Linked DNA regions of Homo sapiens: region 2 is linked to region 1. Evidence: read pairs that join two places in POLR2A ChIA-PET (ENCODE). Cell type or tissue: MCF 10A. All regions are shown on one strand. Each heading gives the region's core, and the rest is flanking DNA. Links, peaks and the distances in the headings are about the cores only. Region 1 overlaps LOC105370759 (a long non-coding RNA gene). Region 2 overlaps FMN1 (formin 1).

Region 1 (10,215 bases), core at 1,093-9,092:
CAGTGAGAATGCCTTAAGAATTCAGTATCCAGCTGGATGCGGTGACTCACGCCTATAATCCCAGCACTTTGGGAGGCCGAGGCGGGCGGATCACGAGGTCAGGAGTTCGAGACAAGCCTGGCCAATATGGTGAAACCCCGTCTCTACTGAAAACACAAATATTAGCTGGATGTGGTGGTACGTGCCTGTAGTCCCAGCTACTCAGGAGGCTGAGGCAGAAGAATCGCTTGAACCTGGGAGGCGGAGCTTGCAGTGAGCCGAGATCATGCCACTGCACAACAACCTGGGTGACAGAGTGAGACTCCACCTTGGAAAAAAAAAAGAATTCAGAATCCATTTTTAGCCTAGATTCAAATCAGGGAGTTATTCTTTCTGTCTAAGGTTGCAGAATAAAAGCCCTCTCATGGCCACAAAAACAATGCAGAACACTGAATGAAAGGAACACAAAGGGGAAGAACTCAGTAGTCACTGATCAGATAACAGTGTGCAGATTAAGGAGATAGAGAGGGATGCGGGTCTGAAGGGCCACACAATCAGACGAACTGTTATCATGGTAATTAGTGTCAAATATTTCACTGACCATGTTGGAGGAGAGCAAAGTCTCCACTAAATAGCACAATAAATGCACAAAATAAAAGTAAAATTTATATAATCATATGCTAATAGTCTCTTCACGTATTGTGCCAAGCAGATGCTAAGTGCTTTGCCACATTTTGATTTTTTTTTTTTTCTCGACACAGAGTTTCGCTTTTGTTGTCCAGGCTGGAGTGCAGTGGTGCAATCTCGGCTCACTGCAATCTCCACCTCCTGGGTTCAAGCAATTCTCCTGGCTCAGCCTCCTGAGTAGCTGGGATAACACGCGCCCGCCACCACGCCTGGCTAACTTTTTGTATTTTTAGTAGAGACGGGGTTTCACCATGTTGGCCAGGCTGGTCTCGGACTCCTGACCTCAGGTGATCCACTCCCCTTGGCCTCCCAAAATGCTGGGATTACAGGCATGAGCCACCATGCCTGGCCTGAATATTTTCTTTTTTCTTTTCTTTTCTTTTTTTTTTTTCTGAGATGGAGTCTTGCTCTGTCACCCAGGCTGGAGTGCAATGGCGTGATCATGGCTCACTGCAACCTCTGCCTCCCAGGTTCAAGCAATTCTCCCGCCTCAACCTCCCAAGTAGCTGGGATTACAGGCAGCTTTCACCATGCCCGGCTAATTTTTTTGTATTTTTAGTGGAGACAGGGTTTCACCATGTTGGCCAGGCTGGTCTGGAACTCCTGACCTCATGATCTGCCTGCCTCAGCCTCCCAAAGTGCTGCGATTACAGGCATGAGCCACTGTGTCTGACCGGCCTGAATATTTTCTAAAAAAAGAAAATTCAAATTATGAGTTAGGCACAAGTGAGGAAATTGAGGTTTAGAGAGATCTTGTATCTCAAAACTTACACTGTTAGGATGTGGCAGAAGTTAAGACATAAACCCTGGTTTCAAACATATTCTCCTTACCACACAATTATACTGTGAATATTCTAGGACTTTTTAATATTGGAAACAAGAGCCTTGGTAACAAGATAGGACTACGACCAACTACAAAATTTGTGGGTCCTGGTATAAAATGAAAGCGTGAGGCCCCTTGCTCAAAAAAAATTTCAAGATGGCAACATTAAACAAAGTGTGGAGCCCTTCTATGCTCGGGGCCCGTGTGACTGCACAGGTTGCATGCCCCTGAAGCTGGACTTGGATATGCCATTACAACATGGAACTGAGACCCACAGAAGGTCATCTACAGAACATGAGCAGGACAAAAGGGGAGGCCTCTGCGAAGACCACAATAAAGAACATGTGATAGCTCTGCCCGCCTCTTTAGTGAGCTGGACCTGGAAATTTACATAGGAAATATACTGTATGTGTGGTTTGTGGCATACAGATTAGATAGTAAAATGAATGTCAAACTCAATGCTGGTGTGCTTTGTGCTTTCAGTCTTTCTCGACATCATTTCATCAAGTTCTCAAGCTAAATAAACAACTACTTCAGTGGTGTTGCAGCAAGTTCTCTGGGCTGAATCCCTTCTGACCATTGTTGTGAAGATTCTGGTGTCCCAGTGCCTGAAAATAGGTAAACCTCCCTGCCCCACTTCCACACCTCCCCAATGCTCCTCACAGATGCAGCTTTTGCCAGCCTTCTTGTGTGATTTCAGTCCCAGGGGATGTCATTTATACCACATAGGACTTATGCATAAATCTTTGCAACCTGCACACACCCTCAATCACAGTCCTGATTTCTGGTGATCAAAAACCCATTTGTGCATAAGGGACTTAAGGATAGATGGGAGGCCAGTGAGTCTTTCCACCTGATGCATGCAAAGGTACAGAGCTCTGGCTAGGCATAATGTTGAGGCTGTCAAACCTCAGTCCACCTCTCTGCTGCCTCACCTTCCCAATAGTTGCCCCTTTTCCCTTGACATGAAGCCTCCTCATAGGTCCCTAGTTTGGGTCCCACCACTCATTACCTCCTTCATATTGATCCATTTCCTGTCAAGCCCAGATCTGACCCTTTTCTCTCATCTCAAACAGTCTTAGCAGACTTTTCTCTTTCCCTCAGCACTGTACTATGTGATTTGCCAGGAGGAAATGAATCTCATGCATTAATTTGAATTAAGGCTAATGGCTGACACTAATTTGATGAATTGCTCACATATTTTAATGCCTTCATTTAGGGATGAGTAATAAGGGACCATTACATACCTAGGCTGAGCCTTTGCAAGAGATGTTTCCAACAGTGGGACTATTCCACTCACATGAGCAATATTGTACTTATTTCACTGATAAGAAAACTCCTGCTTTCTCTGTGAAGCAAGTGAGAAAACAATGGGTGATAAATATTTGTTCACTGTTAAATGGAAACTTAAATGATACACTTTTTGCTTATCAAATGTTTAATTTATGTGGGCTGGGTGGAGGGGCTTACGCCTGTAATCCCAGCACTTTGAGAGGCCGAGGTGGGCTGACCACCTGAGGTCAGGAGTTTGAGACCAGCCTGGCTAACATGGTGAAACCCCGTCTCTACTAAAAATAACAAAAATTAGCCAGGCATGGTGGTGGGCGCCTGTAATCCCAGCCACTTGGGAGGCTGAGGCAGGAGAATCAGTTGAACCCGGGAGTTGGAGGTTGCAGTGAGCCAAGATTGTCCCATTGTACTCCAGCCTGGGTGACAGAGCAAGACTCCATCTCAAAACAAACAAACAAACCTGCAAGTGTTTAATTTAAAAAAAGATAATGAGTGCTACTGGAAGTGAAGTGAAAGTGACATTCTTATATAGTGCAAGAGTATAAACTGGCACATACTAGAGGAAAATTTGGCAGTTTGATGGCAATGTTAAACTATAATACATGCACATACAGACATGTATACACATATATACATATATGGTATGTATACACATTTATACACATACACATATGCTCATATATACACATAAGTAAAATATCTGGGGCCAGACACAGTGATTCACACCTGTAATCCCAGCTCTTTGGGAGGCCAAGGCAGGAGGCTTACTTCAGGCCAGGAGTTTGAGACCAGCCCGCACAACATAGTGAGACCCTGTCTCAACAAAAAACTAAAAACTTAGTTGGGCGTGGCAGCTGGTAGTTCCCAGCTACATGGGAGGCTGAAACAGGAGGATCACTTGAGCTCAGTTTGAGTGAACTGTGATCGCACCATTGCACTCCAGCCTGGGTGACAGAGTGAGACCTTATCTTTAAAATAAATAAATAAAATATCTGAAGTACAAAGGACATCGATGAAGGCTGACAGTGCCTTTTAAAGATGGTCTGCTCCTGTCTACCTCTCCAGGCTTATGTCTTCTTTCCTTCCAGCTCTTGTTAGTCTATTCACACTGGATTCTCTCAGTTCTTCAACACACCTCATGCTCCCTCCTTCCAGGGAGCTTCTGCATGATAGTCTTTCTACCTGGGTGGCTCTTCAACTCGCTTCTGACTAATTCCTCAGATGTCAGTTTAGGGTTACCTCCTCAGGAAGCCTTCTCAGACTGCTACTCCCTTCTCCCGATCCCCTGAGTCTGGCTAGATTCCTTTAATTTTAATTTTATTTATTTTTTGAGACGGAGTCTCGCTCTGTTGCCCAGGCTGGAGTGCAGTGGCACGATATCAGCTCACTGCACCCTCCGCATCCTGGGTTCAAGCGATTCTCCCTGCCTCAGCCTCCTGAGTAGCTGGCATTACAGGCACCCGCCACCATGCCTGGCTAATTTTTGTATTTTTAGTAGAGGCAGGGTTTCACCATGTTGGCCAGGCTAGTCTCGAACTCCTGACCTAAGATGATCCACCTGCCTCAGCCTCCCAAAGTGCTGGAATTACAGGCGTGAGCCACCGGGCCTAGACTAGATTCCTTTATAATCTGCTTTTAGAGACACATTACCTTCCCTGTGGTGTTTAGCCGAGGAAATGGTGATCCTCTCCTTTGTGAGATTGTATTATCTGCCTCCTTTCATGACTATAAGTTCAAAGAGAGCAGGTTTGTGCTTATCTCTCCATCCCCAGTGCCTTGAAAAGGGCCTGGTAATAATTAGAAGGGGCTCCAGAAATACTTGCTGATTACATAAATGAATAATCAATTTTTATTTTCTCCTTTGTGCTTTCCAGTATTTTTTCAAATTATAATGCTCATGTGATACTTGTATAATTTGTAGAATTGTTTAAAATTTTACTTGTATAATTTGTATAATTGTTTAAAAAGATGTTCAAAAAAAAAAGAAAGGAAAGCTTTTCCTTTCTGTTGGAGGCTGCAGCTGTTCTCTGCAGAGCCTGCTACCTTTGGCTCGGATTCCTCTGACTGCTACGGTTCCAGCTAGTTCATGCTATGGAACATGATTGTGCTGCACTGTCTCAAATTCTGCCCCCTCTGGGGAGATTCTTCCTCAGCATTACCTTTGGGTTGTTCACAAAGCAGGTGACTCAGAAGCCTGCTGTTCTTTGTTTCCTGCCCTCAGGGATGCAGCCTGGTGGCTTTTGTGACTCAGCAAATGACCCGTGGACAAAGCGGCACACCAAGCCCGTCTTGCCAGCTAGTGACAAGTCAGTAGCATTGTACTGAGTACAAGTCCTGCTGCAGTGTCTGAGAATATATCTCTCGGCATGAACCCCTCACATTCTTCTCCTCTCTACTCCCCAATATTCAAGAGAACTATAATCATTATGACTTTTCCTGTTGAGTCAAATCTAAGCCTTTTCAGAAAATCTGAGTGATTTCAAGTTTCAGTTTCAGATTCAAGTTCTTGCTTTCTTTGTACAAAACGACAGCATAAAGGCAATTATGGTTGTAGCTAAGTGAGAGTAATTTCTCCATATGGTGCTTCAGGTGGCATTTAAGATATTTTTAAGACTTCTGTAGGCAAGTTAAAAAAATCCTGTTAGTCTGCAAACATTTCATCAGCCTCCACAACGTTCACCTACGTGTTGCAATGTTTCAAAGATAATTTGTCATTTCAAATCCTTTTTGGAATGAGCTGGGAAATAAATAAGTATGGATGATGCATCAGAGAGAATGAGTCCCTCAATCTGAAGAGGTATTATTCTGGCGGTATGAGGATTTTAATTGCTATTTAAGTTCTGACTTTTCCACGGACTGATCTACCTTTCCCCAGGTTATGAACCCATGTTGAGTGACAATGTAGCAGCATCAAACACTTGTTTTTCTGTATCTGAGATCCCTGGATCTGTTGCAGAGATCGCCATTTTGATGCCATTAAGTATTTTTCAGGGAATTTGGGGGTGAGTAGTAGCTATTCATCGATAGAATATCATCCATATTAGGACAAATGTGGCAGCCGGCAAGTTGCACTTATCCGGGCGTTGAGAGGAAAAGCTGATTACATAGCCCAGGGCAAATGGGGTGGAAACATCTTGGAGATTAGGTTTACTCCCTGTGTCCTACATTTCAGAGGGATGTAATCATTGGTTTCATGTTTAACGTTTTCCACGGATGGCCCTTCCCTCTCATAGATTGTCTTGGGGTTGAAATAAATGCAAAATCTATTTTAGAGAATGTTACATGTGTAAATTTAGCTCAGAGCAAAGAACATTAACATCAGTGGTCCTGTGACTGGTGCTTTGGGATAACTTCATCATTCCCCTTCAGTGACAGAAGGAGAAACTGAGGTCTAGATTGGTTAAGGTGATTTGGGTTGCGCCACATAATTAGTAGGTGGGATTTTGAAATGTTGAGCTCTTTCTAGAAGTGTTTGTTATGCCCTCATTCCTGTGAGAGCAAGGTCTGTCTCTGTGAGGGGGCAAAGTCCATTTCCCTGGGATTGCTCTCTGGAATGCTGTTCATATCACTGCCCCTTTTATCCTCCCACTATTCACTCCTGGTATCGAATCCCATTTTCACTCCGGCTTTTAGCTAGTCTCTCTGACATCCACACGCCAGTTCTAACAAATTCCCTTTCCTTGACATCAGCTCTTAAGTAAAAGAAACTCCTTGCTTCTGACTGGTCACATAATGGGAAGGTGAAACCCTAAAGCCACAGATGATGTCACCTGCCACATCTCATGTCTTTTCTTCGCCCCAGCTTGGAGTCCTTTCAAATGGAGCCGCCAGAATGTATTCTTTCTCTGCATCTTGTTTCTCTGCTTCTTTTTTGATCACTTCTTCTGATTTTCTAGGTCACACACTGAAGTCATCCACCCACCATAGGGAGGGACAGTGATTTAACTAAACAAAGTAGATCACTCCTTATATGCAAGGTATTAGGGGGAATGAAAAGGTAAACCTCAGACAATTCTTTCCTTCAAGTTGCTTTGAATCCAGGGTAGAAAGCAAATATGTCTGCAGCCCTTTATGGGGGCAATGGGGTAAGAGAAGTACAAACAACATGCTACAGAAGCACAGAACTGGAAATGAACTGAAAGGGAATGAGGGAAGGCTTCACGGAGGAAGTGGCATTTGACTTGCAGTTTAATGCTGGAAAGACCTATACATCTTGTTCTTTAAAAGGAAGCACTTACTGGTTGAACTATGACCTCTGGGGCTTTCATTGACTGTAGGTCATAGCAGCAGGACTGGGAAGCTTCAGCTATATTATAGGATACATCTAGGGCAAAGCCTGGCTTAAGCCTCTCTTTCTCCTCTTCTGGTAGTAAAGGGATGGTTTAATCTTTTGAGAGAAGTTACAGTTAGTAATCTGTGGGCAGTAATACTTCTTGCTGTTGGAGGTAATGCTCCTATGTGTGAATATGTGTATTGCAGATGTCCCCATCCCCTCTGCCCGCCTCCTGCTCCTGTCTCTTCTGCCTCTTCTCCACTCCTGTGCAGTCCAGGGTCGGAAGCAAGCCTCTTTGGGCAGAAAGCTGCTGGAGTTATTAAATGCATTTCTCCCAGGTTAAACAGCCCTCAAACTTTAGTGCCTAGGAATCGCTTAGGGGTAGTTTATTAAAATGCAGTTTGAATTCAGGACGTCTGGGGTGAACCTGAGATTTTGCATTTCCAATAAGCAAGTGAGCTCAATTCTGCTGGTCTTCCCACCATACTTGGGTGTGATCTTCACTAACTAATTTTACTAAACATGAACTAAGGGGCAAAGAAAACAGCGTAGGGATTGCTTTGGGAAAAACTCTCTCAACCCACCTTTTTCCTCTGCTCTCACATCATCACAACGAACATCAACACAGAAGCCTTCTGTGACCAAAGGTGTGGGGGTTTTTCTCCCCGACATGAAGCAGTATACACCAGCTGGGTGTCCTCCAATTCAGTTCTGACACTATGTACCTGGAGACAGAGTCAGAGTCCCCAGGTTGAGGACTCAGTCCCACAAGACCACCCTCTCCATGACCCACCAGTTGTAAGTCGGGTTTCCTCCGGAACTTCTGACCAACCAGCTTCAAGCTGGGGTTCCCACGACTCCCTCTCTGGGTTTGATTAATTTGCTAGAGCAGCTCACAGAACTCAGAAACACACTTACCGGTTTATTAAGAAGGATATTTTAAAGAATACAAATAAACAGCCAGATGAAGAAATATATAGGGTGTGGGTCTGCAAGGGTCCCAAGCGTAGGAGCTTCTGTCCCCAGGAGTTGAGCGGTGCCATCCGCCCAGCACATGCGAGTTCTTCTTCACCTTCCTGTCAGCCTCCACAGGTTCAGCTCTCCAAAACCCATCCTCTTGGGTTTTTATGGAAGCTTCATGATGTCACCATTCCTTCCCCCAGTGTATAGGGTGGGATTCTCTGTGGGGAGGTTCTTAAGACCCACAATCAGAAAGGTGGAGAAGATTAGAGTCCTGCCTTGGGGCAGATAAGGAGAGGGCAGGAGAGAGATTCTGTTTCCTGAGGCCTGGCCCTGAGGCCTAACACACACAGCATTATAAAAAAACACCAACAATGGCTACGGGAGTTATGAGCCAGGAACACTGAATGAAAATTATATGTATTAATATACATTAAAATTAATTATATATGTATTATATATATTAAAATATATGTATATAATAACACAGGAATGAATGGGGAATCCCATGAAATCCTATTTACCCCTGGGGACTTCAAACGAGAATGTGTAAATAGTACCTTAAGCCCCAGGTAGGCAAGGACCATTATTTCCGTTTTCTTGGTTCCCTTTGATAAGCAAATTGACCAAATTTAGTAATTTCGAATTCATAGGCATTGTATCATCTACTTCACATGTTCCACAGAGGAATGCATTTCGGTAAGGATTATCAGAGACAGCTTTTTCTCTTAGGCAGGCAGTATGGTATATTGTGAAAATGTGGGCCTTGGCCGGGCTTGGTGGCTCATGCCTGTAATCCCAGCACTTTGGGAGGCTGAGGCGGGCAGATCACTGGGTCAGGAGTTTGAGACCAGCCTGGCCAACATGGTGAAATCCCATCTCTACTAAAAACACAAAAAATTAGCTGGGTAGGGCACCTGTAATCCCAGCTACTCAGGAGGCTGAGGCAGGAGAATCGCTTGAACCCAGGAGGCGGAGGTTGCAGTGAGCCGAGACTGCGCCACTGCACTCCAGCCTGGACAACAGAGACTCCGTCAAAAAAAAAAAAAAAAAAAAGGAAAGAAAGAAAATGTGGGCCTCCAGGTCAGAATGATTTGGGGTCAAGACTTTTTCTTAAACTTGCAACCTCAAGTGAGTCACTATCCTCTCTAGTCCGAGTTTCCTCAGCCTTGAGGTGGTGATAACACCTACCCTGCTGGGTGGTTGTGAAGATTAGTAATTTTGTTGATAAAGTGATCTCTTCAGGTATGGTCCAGATTGAGTGTTCTCAGCTAGGCTGTGCATTTCCATTAGGAAATGGGCTTTATTGAACTGGATATCCCTAGAGTCTAGTACAATAACATATATTAGGCACTTAGTAGCTGTTTATTTTTTCATTTTTTATTTTTTATTTTGAGACAGGATCTAGCTCTGTCACCCAGGCTGCAGTGCGAGGGCTTAAGTGATCCTCCTGCCTCGGCCTCTCGAGTACCTGGGACTACAGGCATGCACCACCACACCCAGCTAATTTTTTAACATTTATTTTTTGTAGAGATAGGGTCTCACTGTGTTGCCCAGTCTGGTCTCAAACTCCTGGGTCCATGCAATCCTCTCGGCCAGTAACTGTTTATTAAGCAAGGATCACATAAATACTCCACTAACAAGCTGGGCATGGTGGCTCACGCCTGTAATCCCAGCACTTTGGGAGGCCGAGGCGGGCAGATTGCTTGAGGTCAGGAGTTCGAGACCAGCCTGGACGACATGGTGAAACCCCATCTCTATTAAAAACACAAAAAATAGCCAGGCATGGTAGTGTATGCCTGTAGTCCCAGCTACTCAGGAGGCTGAGGCAGGAGAATCACTTGAACCTGAGAGACAGAGGTTGTAGTGAGCCGAGATTACACCAGTGTACTCCAGCCTGGGTGACAGAGTGAAATTGTCTCAAACAAAACAAAACAAAACAAAACAAAACAAAACAAAACAAAACTCCACTAACTTGTTAATTAGTGTATACCTTTGTATTGATCTATAACCTTTAACTTATTTATATTTTGTCTTTATTAATAGCCTCTTTGGGAAAATATTTTTCTTCTCCTTTCTCTTTAAAACACCTCCTACTCCCTCCCCCTACCAAGCTTAGAGCAAGTACATATTTCCAGGTTTGATTAAAGGCCAGAGTAGGATTTAGGAATTTCTTCAGAACACTGTTGAAACAATGCTGGAA
Region 2 (10,215 bases), core at 501-8,500, 52 kb after region 1:
CAAACTCACAACAGAGAGGGAGAGACTGCTAACCAATCTCCTGAGCTCAGACCACATCCTGGGGATCACGATGGGGAACCAGGAGGGGAAGCTGCAAGAGCTGTCCGTGAGCCTGGCCCCCGAGGATGACTGTTTCCAGAGTGCTGGTGACTGGCAGGGAGAGCTCCCCGTGGGCCCTCTCAATAAGAGGAGCACCCACGGGAACAAAAAGCCTCGGAGGTCTAGTGGAAGGAGAGAGAGCTTTGGGGCCCTTCCACAGAAGAGGACCAAAAGAAAAGGGCGTGGAGGCCGAGAATCAGCTCCTCTGATGGGCAAGGACAAGATCTGTTCCAGCCACTCCCTTCCTCTTTCTAGAACAAGGCCTAACCTTTGGGTACTAGAGGAGAAAGGAAATCTGCTCCCGAATGGGGCACTTGCCTGCTCCCTGCAGAGGAGAGAGAGCTGCCCCCCAGATATTCCCAAGACGCCAGACACAGACCTTGGCTTTGGGAGCTTTGAGACGGCTTTCAAGGACACTGGGCTTGGAAGAGAAGTGCTGCCCCCTGACTGCAGCTCCACAGAGGCAGGAGGGGATGGCATTCGGAGGCCGCCGAGCGGGCTGGAGCATCAGCAAACAGGTTTGTCTGAAAGTCACCAGGACCCTGAGAAGCATCCAGAGGCAGAAAAGGATGAGATGGAGAAGCCGGCTAAGCGGACTTGCAAGCAGAAACCTGTCTCCAAAGTGGTGGCCAAAGTTCAGGACCTGTCCTCCCAGGTACAAAGAGTAGTTAAAACGCATTCTAAGGGTAAGGAGACGATTGCCATTCGCCCAGCAGCCCACGCTGAGTTTGTACCCAAAGCCGACTTGCTCACCCTCCCGGGAGCTGAGGCTGGGGCTCATGGCTCCAGGCGGCAGGGCAAGGAGCGGCAAGGGGATAGGTCATCGCAGTCGCCAGCCGGGGAAACAGCCTCCATTTCTAGTGTGTCGGCCAGTGCCGAGGGGGCCGTGAACAAGGTCCCCCTGAAGGTGATAGAGAGTGAGAAGTTAGATGAAGCCCCTGAGGGGAAAAGACTGGGCTTCCCTGTCCACACGAGTGTCCCTCACACTCGCCCAGAAACGAGAAACAAGAGGAGAGCCGGGTTGCCCCTTGGTGGCCACAAGTCCTTGTTTCTGGATCTGCCCCACAAAGTAGGTCCTGACTCCTCACAACCCAGAGGTGATAAGAAGAAGCCATCCCCACCAGCACCGGCAGCTCTTGGCAAGGTGTTTAATAATTCAGCCTCGCAGTCCAGCACACACAAACAGACGTCACCTGTTCCCTCGCCTCTGTCTCCAAGGCTCCCCAGCCCTCAGCAGCATCACAGGATCCTCCGGCTCCCTGCATTGCCTGGTGAGAGGGAAGCTGCTCTTAATGACTCTCCTTGTAGAAAGAGCCGTGTCTTCTCTGGGTGCGTCTCTGCTGACACCTTGGAGCCACCATCCTCTGCAAAGGTCACGGAGACCAAAGGAGCCAGCCCGGCCTTCCTCAGAGCAGGCCAACCTCGGTTGGTGCCTGGGGAAACTTTGGAAAAGAGCTTGGGGCCAGGGAAGACCACAGCTGAGCCCCAGCACCAGTCACCTCCAGGTTAGTCTCTGTTTAAGATGCTTTGAATCTATTCTTGGCTGATTGGGGAACTATCAGTCTGCCTGTGCTACTTAGAAACTGACTGATTAACAATGGACCAAAATTCCTAGGCCTATTACTTCACTTTGTAGCAAGAAAACGGGGAGTGGAACAGCGGGGTGTGGAGATGATTAGGATGGTTTTGACCTAGTGGTTCAGAGGTATAGTTGCTTCCAGGACTTTGTGAATGTCTTTTATTTCTTTCTTTTTTTTTTTTTTTGGCATCCTCTAAAGTTACTTCTGTGGTTGCGTAACAGTGACTCTCAAAGGAAAACAGGAACAGGCAGAGAGAAGTGGTAACTTGTCCCTGCCTTTGATGGTAACACTGGGTAATTGGCCTCTTGACCTAAATTCTGCCATTCATGCTGCTGGAGTCATTCTAGGGATTCTCTAAGCAGAAGTGCAAAAGTACGCTGTGTCTTCACTTATGTCTGTAGTTAGAGGTTTTTGTTTGTTTGTTTTTAGTAATCATCTCGATAAGTGCTATTATTTTATGACAAAAACTTTTGTGTTTTAACAGAACAGGAAGGAATTCAGTCTAATTTGAAGAAACTTGGTTCAAAGTTTTCTTTTTTTACAGTTTTTAAATTTCCCAAATAAGCACAAATTGACTTTATTCCGTAGGTATCTTTTACTTATGGGTTGTTACTGTTACTGGTATAGCATCATTTCTTATGTAAAAGGTGCTAAAGAGCTCATTTGACTTACATACTTAATGTGATTTAAAATGTTACATGAAAATAATTTTGTGGATTCAATAGGACCAAAAAAGACTGTGTAAAAGAAGCACTGCTCTGGTATTCATTACATTTTCTAGGCTGTTGTGGCCAGAATCTCAGGGTTTTATATGCCATTGTGCAGGTTATGTGTTCTTTTTCAGAGCTCCTCTAACAGCATGTGGGCAATGCTTTTTCTAGGGAATAGCTCCTAATATGATAGACAGTCTCTTACAGGTTAGAGCAAACATCAAGTGCAATTTTTGAGATAAAAAATATCTATCTAGGGAAGAGGAGCTTCAAAGCTTTTTGGTCATTTTGAACTTGTGAAATTTTATAAATCTCTCTAGATCATTGATCCAGGGGGTAGAGCTTTAAAAATGTGGTAAATGCTTTTCATCTTGTTTTTTGCAATAAATCTTGTTTTGATAAGATTTTCTACTTTCATAACCAATATGCTTCACCAGGAAAGTCACAGAATCGTAGATTTTATATCATGTATTGCAGAACCCTAGTGATGAAAATTCTTTCTCCTGTCGGATGCTGAGGACTTAGAAACACTTGACAAGGAAACTCTCTGAGATTATTAAGAGAGAGATTTCTGGAGGCAAGAGTGTAGAATATCTTAGCTGCCTTAACTCCAAAAACTGCAGAAACTGTGCATTAAATACATTGCTCTTTAGTAAATCCTCTTTTTCCTCAATGTAGGATTATCTTATTATTTTGCCCTTTTTCTATTTGAAAAATATCATAAAAGCTCCAGTGTATCTGGATCAAGGCAGGCACACAGAGCACATTCAGTTTCTGTTGGAGACTGACCGTGAGCCCACTGAGTGACAAGGTGAATGGATGATCACATGTTCCTTTGGCCTCTCCGTGCAATCACTCAACATTCCCTTTACTTTGGCCTCAGCCTTCCATTGGGATCTTCAGCAGCACTTTCAGGAACCAGTCATAAGAACTGTAAGCATCTCCTGTGCTTCTAACCTTATAAAAGAAGAAGCTGGAAAAGGGAAGGAGAGTAGAAGTGGGTAAGAGCTTTTTTTGATATGGGTAACTTCTCTACTGTGGAGACTTCCTATAGGGCCTCCAGCCATTACCTCCTATTGGCCCTACTTTGAAAGGCATGAGGGAGGGAGTTCCCCAGATAGTACCTTTGATTTGTATCCTCTGTCTAGTTCCCTTTTCTCTCTTGATTTTCCCTTTCCTGTCGCTGTGAGTCCTCTTTATATTCTGAACCCTTCAGTGACTCCCTGCAGCTGGGAAGCCCATACAGGGAGAAGTTTCCTGCTTCCAGCTACCTTTGTCTTTCACTTCATTTCTCTTCCCACCTAAACCCAGAAGAGGGCTCAGAGAGTTGCCAGCAGTCCAGAAAGAGGGGTGAATAATTCATTTACCATCACACTACAGTGTCCCTTTATCTGAACCCAACTCCCACCTTTCTCCCAGGTTAGCTATTAACCAGATTAAGTTTATGGTCTGTGGACATTTATTTCCTGTGGAAATAACATCTAGGTATTTTTATTGAAGTGATGTCATTAAGATTATTGAAAGCTCTCATTAACTGCTTAAGAAAGAGATTAAGTCTGGCAAAAGTAATCAGATCTGTTTCCAGTTGGAAGACTCTTCAATGTTAGAGGCAAGTAGTAATTCCCAGGAACCAGTGAAACCCGCTTATCCTTGTTACAAGACTAAGCAGTTAAAGCTGACATTACCATTCATGCAGGATGTAGCATAAGGATGTCACAGAGGCCAGCGATGCACCTTCTGTTGGGTTTGTAATTTCTTAACTTCTCATTTCAAGGATGATGCATGGGAATCTCCATTATCACCACATAGTGGTGATAAAATAGAGAATATACTAACAAGAACTGGTAGTCAGGTTTTTCTTCTCCTGCCTCCTCCCACCACCAACCTGGAGATTGGTTTTATAGTATTTTATTTGGCGGGTGGAGACTGATGTGGAATGTTCCCAAGCCTTTGTGGAGTATGGTCTTCCCCCAAACCTTGAGGAACTCTAGTTGTGCTAGCCTGCAAAGCAGTGTCCTTGGAGCTTGGTGCTAGGATTCCTTTCTGTTTTGCTTGCTTTCATTTACCTTTGATTCAAAGTAAACCCTTTTAGTGCCAGAAGAATCACAGGGAGCTTGGCTCACCATACTTGGGAAATGCCCAATCTTTAGTATGCTCTTGAGTAATCCTGTGGTTGTTTTCCTTTGACTGAAGTCACTGATGTGGTGATGGAAGCATATGCTCCAGGCATAGTTCTTCCTGATATTGAGAACTGAGAATCTCTTGATCAATTCTTGTGCCCATGAAAATATGTAATTAATGTCAACTTATTAAGAGTTAAGAGGCATACATGAAATAAATTTTATTTACATGTGTAAACCCCTAATACTACTGTCAAAGCTTTGATTGTCTCTGTGGATATACATTATGGGAAGTAAATATAAACTCTTCCCATATTAATATTAAGGTTTGATGCAATTCCAATAAAATTGTAAAGAAGCGTCACGACATTAATAGACATATGCAGCCATTTAAGGTTACTACAGAAAGTATGTAGTACAAAGAAAATTATCTAAAATTAATGGAGGGAAAATAGGACTCAAAAATTGCATCAGCCATATTCTACCCATATAAAACAAATACAGGAATTAAGTTGACATAAAGTATGTTGCTATGCACTTTTGAGAAAGTAATAGGATCCCAATTAAAACTCTGTGTAACTATGACCTGGCAATCCCACTTTTAGGAATTTAGCTTACATAAATATATGTACCAATAAGAAATTAGGCATAAGGATGTTTATTGCAGCATTGTCTGTAGTGGCAAAAAATAGCTAGAAAAAATTTGAATGTTCATCATTAGAGAAATGGTTAAATAAATGATTGTGCATTTATGCTCTGTAATATTATGAGGCTGTTCAGAGTACTGATCTAGATTTGTATCTATTTGAGTTATAAAATAATACATAAAATGCTCTCAGGTTTTGTAAAACAACTATCACCCCTCCCAATATATAAATATATATGTTTGGTACAGGTTCGAATATCATGGAGATGAGTGTGGAAGAACACTGGCCAGGCTGTTAACATTCCTTATTGAGGGTCAAGGCAGTGGAGGTGGGGAATGAAGTGAAAGAGAAAGATGCGGAAAAATTGGAGAAAGGCATTAATTTTATTTCTCTTTACATATTTTTATATTGTTTCTCTGGTTGTAGTGAATATGTTACTTTTATGATTCTTCAAGAGTGATTTAACTACTTTTATTTTTTAAGAAAAAAACAAATTCACCACCTAGAGTGCTTGTGTGTGGGGTCGGGGGTGGGGAGTACAATTATAGCTAAAGTACACTTTTCTATGTTTTCCCCATGTCCTTTGAGGCAAGAATTTTAGCATTGAGAATATATCATTGTTACAAGGGGAAATGTAGGTTGTTAGAGACCTGTAAAAGCCATGCTCAAAAAGCACTAGTCCAGGAGGTAGGGATAGGATGAGGATAGAGCATAATCCAGAAACCAACGGAAGAAAGCAATTCAGAGAGGCCCCTGGATTACTCACAGTCCTGAGAGGAAACAGATACCTGCAAGGCTGAAGGCGCAAGGGAAGGCGTGCGTGGTCACTGGAGCCCAGACAGGGGAGATTAATGGAGGGGACCCTCTGTCAGGAACAGTGGTTTCTGGTAGAGACACCCAGCGGAGAGGAAGCTGTGGGGATAAATATCCTGGCCTCACCCTCCTCTGGACCACTTCCTGTAAACCTCCTCTAACTGAACCAACCAGAAAGCAGAGTGTAAAGGAGCCAAGCCAGGGGCTGTGGTCTACGGGGTCAGCCTTCCAGGGCCAAGAGCAGGTTGAGAAAAATGGGGAGTGGATCTGGAGGAGCCAATGGGAGTCTGGATGAGGGGGATGAATTATGCCATAAAGAACAGGAAAATACTGTTGCTTCTAACCCTCTTTGAGGGAGTTACTTCGGTAGAATGACGTCTATGAGTAGATTATAAGAGGCTGAAGGTAGGTGATAAGGAAGTGGAAGTAGTGGCTACAGTTTTTTCCCTCCGATTTATTAGTGAATGGATGTGAAAGATGGGATGGAATTTTAAATGAGCAACAGGGGAAAGAAGAATGTGTGTTTATGTGGTATATGGGTATATGTTTTGTTATAGAACAGTGGTAATCTTAATACTTAAATGATTATTACAGTGTTTTATTTCTTTCTCATGTGACCTTTCTCCTCTAAATTTGATTAGGTTGACCATCTTTTTATTGTTAAAAGTTCATACAAAGAGAAAGTGAATTAGAAGTCCTGGTAATATGATTTTTAGTCCATGGATTCAGAAACAATATTTTTTTTTTCAAAAAACAACACACAAAGCTCTTAAAATTTAACAGTGTTTGAGATCCCATTGTGCCTGCTTGCTTTTTGTGTAAAGCATAAAGAGAATTTTAAAGAGTGCCTTTTCCAATGATCTCAAATAAGAATAGCTCATTGGCATGTGAAATACGAAATAAATGTTCTACTAATGAACAATTTGTATTTTAAGGTCAGTTTCTGTATAAAATAAATGAGTATTTTTCTCATTTGTTTTGCTTTTTAAAGGGGAATGTGATTTAAAGGCCAGGACCATGGCCAGAATCTGATGTTTTAAAATCTCAAGCCAGCTCTATGCCTGTGCATTTTTCCCCAGATTAAGATTGAATTATGCTTTGAGGATAACACCTTCCACTGGATTGCTTTTCACTTGTCTCTATTTTTGGATTCAGAGTACAAGATATAAAGCAAGGGTGGCAGTCTGTGGCCTTTGGCTATATGCACAGCCTTCCGAAATAATTCCAAAGATGTGTAGAAATAGCAGAATAACACCATGATTAAAAGTAACAGCCACTGATAAATGTAAAAGAGAAAACTATTTTTAAAATAAATAGATATTAAATTTTAGAGAATAATTCATTGGATATATTTGTTAACTCAACACTCTGCCTCATGTCATTATTGGTTGGGACATGAGAAAAAGACAACCTTTTCGGGTTGTAATTGGATTACAAGTATTATATCAAACTGATAAAGCAGAGTACTGAATATTGAAAGCGTATGTTTTGTTTTATTTCTTTTTTTTTTTTTTTTTGAGACGGAGTCTCGCTCTTGTTTCCCAGGCTAGAGTACAGTGGCGTGATCTTGGCTCACTGCAACCTCCGCCTCCCAGGTTCAAGGAATTCTCCTTCCTCAGCCTCCCAGCTAGCTGGGATTACAGGTGTGCATCTGGCTAGTTTTTGTATTTTTAGTAGGGATGGGATTTCACCACGTTGGCCAGGCTCGTCTTGAACTCCTGACCTCGTGATCTGCCCGCCTCGACCTTCCAAAGTTCTGGGATTACAGGGGTGAGCCACGGCCTGTTTTGTTTTATTTCTTAGGGAATCCTGAGAAAGCACTTTTTGAAAACAGCAGATACCACTGCGGCCCCACCCCCTTCCTCTTGATAGCTGTGAGCAGATAAATGACTGTGGTGCCGATCTCACTGTATTTGCTTTCTGATCACTTACAGGGATAGTGACTTCTGTTAGATAATTTTGAAATTGGAATCAGACCATATCTAATGTATCTTTGTGGCCCCTGGGCTGTGATATTAGGTCATACCATCCCCTTGGAGTTCCTCTGTGTGCCCCGGCAGCTCAGCCTCCTATCATGGCATGTTCTGGAGTTTCTTCCCTCTCATAGAAGGTTCTAGGAATTTTTTTTTCACAGTCATGGATTGTTCCAGTACATTGAAACAAGGCTCAGAGCCTTATAGGAAAGAACTTGAAATCAGGTCAGAATTGGAATTCAGAGATGTATGGGATACAGACGGATTTGAGGGGTCCTGGAACGATGTTGGATAATAGGGAGGAACAACAAACTACTGAAGGAAAAGTACCAAGAGAGAACACTTCTGGGCCAGAATGTCTTGGACAAACATTTCCTCATCCTCCTGGGAGGGCCCCTACACTTGAGGAAGAAGGAGCTTTGGCAAAAAGAAATGAAAGAACTTTATCATCAGAAGCCCAACAGTTTTGCAGTATTGAAGAGCTGTTCAAGAGAGGTAGGGACTTCCTCTCTTGAGGACTGGGTTTCACGCTAAGCAAGTGAGTGAGGACTTCAAACGCTGAGATTCAGATTTTTGTATTAGTAATTCATGGTATAGTCCCAGTTACTCGGGAGGCTGAAGCCCGAGAATCTCTTGATCCCGGGAGAAGTATGTTACAGTGAGCCGAGATTGCACCACTGAACTCCAGCCTGGGTGACAAAGAGAGACTCCATTTCAAAAAAAAAAAAAAAATTCATGGTAATACGGTTTTATTCACAATAAAGTCACAAATCAGTTCATTCAGATTTCACGTATTTTTTCTAAAACGTTCAAGTCTTTAGTTTCAGTTTTGTGTTTAGAGGGAGAACTCAGAAGTGCTCCTGTGACTGAGTAAAGCTGTTGGTTTCCAGGTGAGCCCAGAGGAATTGTGGAGAGTAAATAAGGTGTGCAGCTTGGGCCTCAGCTATGTTCTCCCTAGGATTCAGACTTGTCTGGGCATGTCTGGATAATTTGACAGTCATGCCCGTCCAGAGTCTTCTGCTTGAGGGCTGGGATGATCATCACAGGACAAAGCTCATCTTAAGGAAAGCAAGAATTTGAGCCACATCCGAGGGTAGCGGCTACCACGGGGAGGGACAACACTGAAAATAGCATGACGTATGTTCTCCAGATTTTCTGTTGCGCCAGCCCCATGGATTCATGCCTGGAGATAGGGAGAGAGGACTGCCATAAAAAAAGCAGTGTGAAAATTTAAAGAGTAATGTTACTAAAATTTCTTTAGGACATTGAAAGCAAATTCTGCATAACAGGATGTACAGACTTGGGGAAGCAGTGTCCCTATTGGAGGTGCTATGGAAGCACGGTGTGAAAGGGCATAATGAACTAGATTTTATCCAGTGTGGTTTTATTGATGGTAGAATGAATGAGATTTTGTCTTATCCCAAGGAGAAGCGGGAGAGGTAGGCAGTTGTGCCTTGGGCAACACATCTGGCACCTTTGACTACAGCAGCCCTGGTGCCCATTTTGGAAGCATCAAGAGGCACCTTGTGCAGCCGAAGCAAGAGATGAAAGCAGTGATGAGGAGGAAGGATTACATCCACGAGCACACATGATTTCTAGAATGATTCAGGGGAAATTGGTGTGGGGGAGAGGGAAGCACCAAAATCGGTAGAGTCAGTGAAATACCGATTTTTTAGCTTGTTATTACTCCCCTGATTGCAGTTGCTGGAAGGAATTATGTCAAATTTCATAGCGGTTTTTTGAGAATCAAATGAAATAATATCAATGAAAATAGTTCATAAAGCACTTTTTAAAATTAGCTTTATTATAATTACACATCATTGCTGGTTCATAGGGGCAGAAAGGATTTTAAAATCCCACTCCTTTTGGTATTTTCCAATGATGAAATGATGCTACAAAGAATAGCTCACAATGAGTTGTTTATTCGATGTGGATTTGCTGATTTGTTCTTGATTAAAGCTGCTACATTTGCTGCTTGTTTTTTAAGGCACTTACTTATATAGCATCTTTATCGATATTTTATTGTTTTGTGTAGGTTAATATTGGATTTCTCTTTTTTTTTTTTTTTTTTTCAGACGGAGTCTAGCTCTGTCGCCCAGGCTGGAGTGCAGTGGCGCAATCTCGGCTCACTGCAAGTTCCGCCTCCCGGGTTCATGCCATTCTCCTGCCTCAGCCTCCCGAGTAGCCTGGGACTACAGGCACCTGCCACCACGCCCGGCTAATTTTTTGTATTTTTACTGGAGATGGGGGTTTCACCGTGTTAGCCAGGATGG

Evidence for each region. ChIA-PET counts read pairs that join two places held together with the same protein. Peaks named below come from ENCODE experiments on the same cell type or tissue, not always from the same donor. Only the 100,000 strongest peaks of a DNase experiment are listed, where the experiment ranks them.
Region 2: POLR2A ChIA-PET joins it to region 1 with 16 read pairs; 3 of 35 experiments call an interaction of 5 or more read pairs at or near these places.

What each region holds. Positions count from the first base shown.
Region 1 is chr15:33,196,804-33,207,018 of GRCh38, reverse strand. LOC105370759 (a long non-coding RNA gene) reads right to left here. Exons shown (of 3, transcript XR_932090.3): 2 at 7,637-7,777; 3 at 2,471-2,837. Among named protein-coding and RNA genes, the nearest start is that of FMN1, 7.2 kb to the right of the region's middle. RefSeq lists an enhancer at 4,956-5,275. In MCF 10A, for the core only: a CTCF peak has its summit at 4,903; a DNase peak (open chromatin) is centred at 4,968.
Region 2 is chr15:33,144,437-33,154,651 of GRCh38, reverse strand. It overlaps FMN1 (formin 1), which reads left to right. Exons shown (of 21, transcript NM_001277313.2): 4 at 1-1,604. Among named protein-coding and RNA genes, the nearest start is that of FMN1, 45 kb to the left of the region's middle. RefSeq lists an enhancer at 8,133-9,332. In MCF 10A, for the core only: no CTCF peak of the experiment used is centred there; DNase peaks (open chromatin) are centred at 1,941 and 4,521.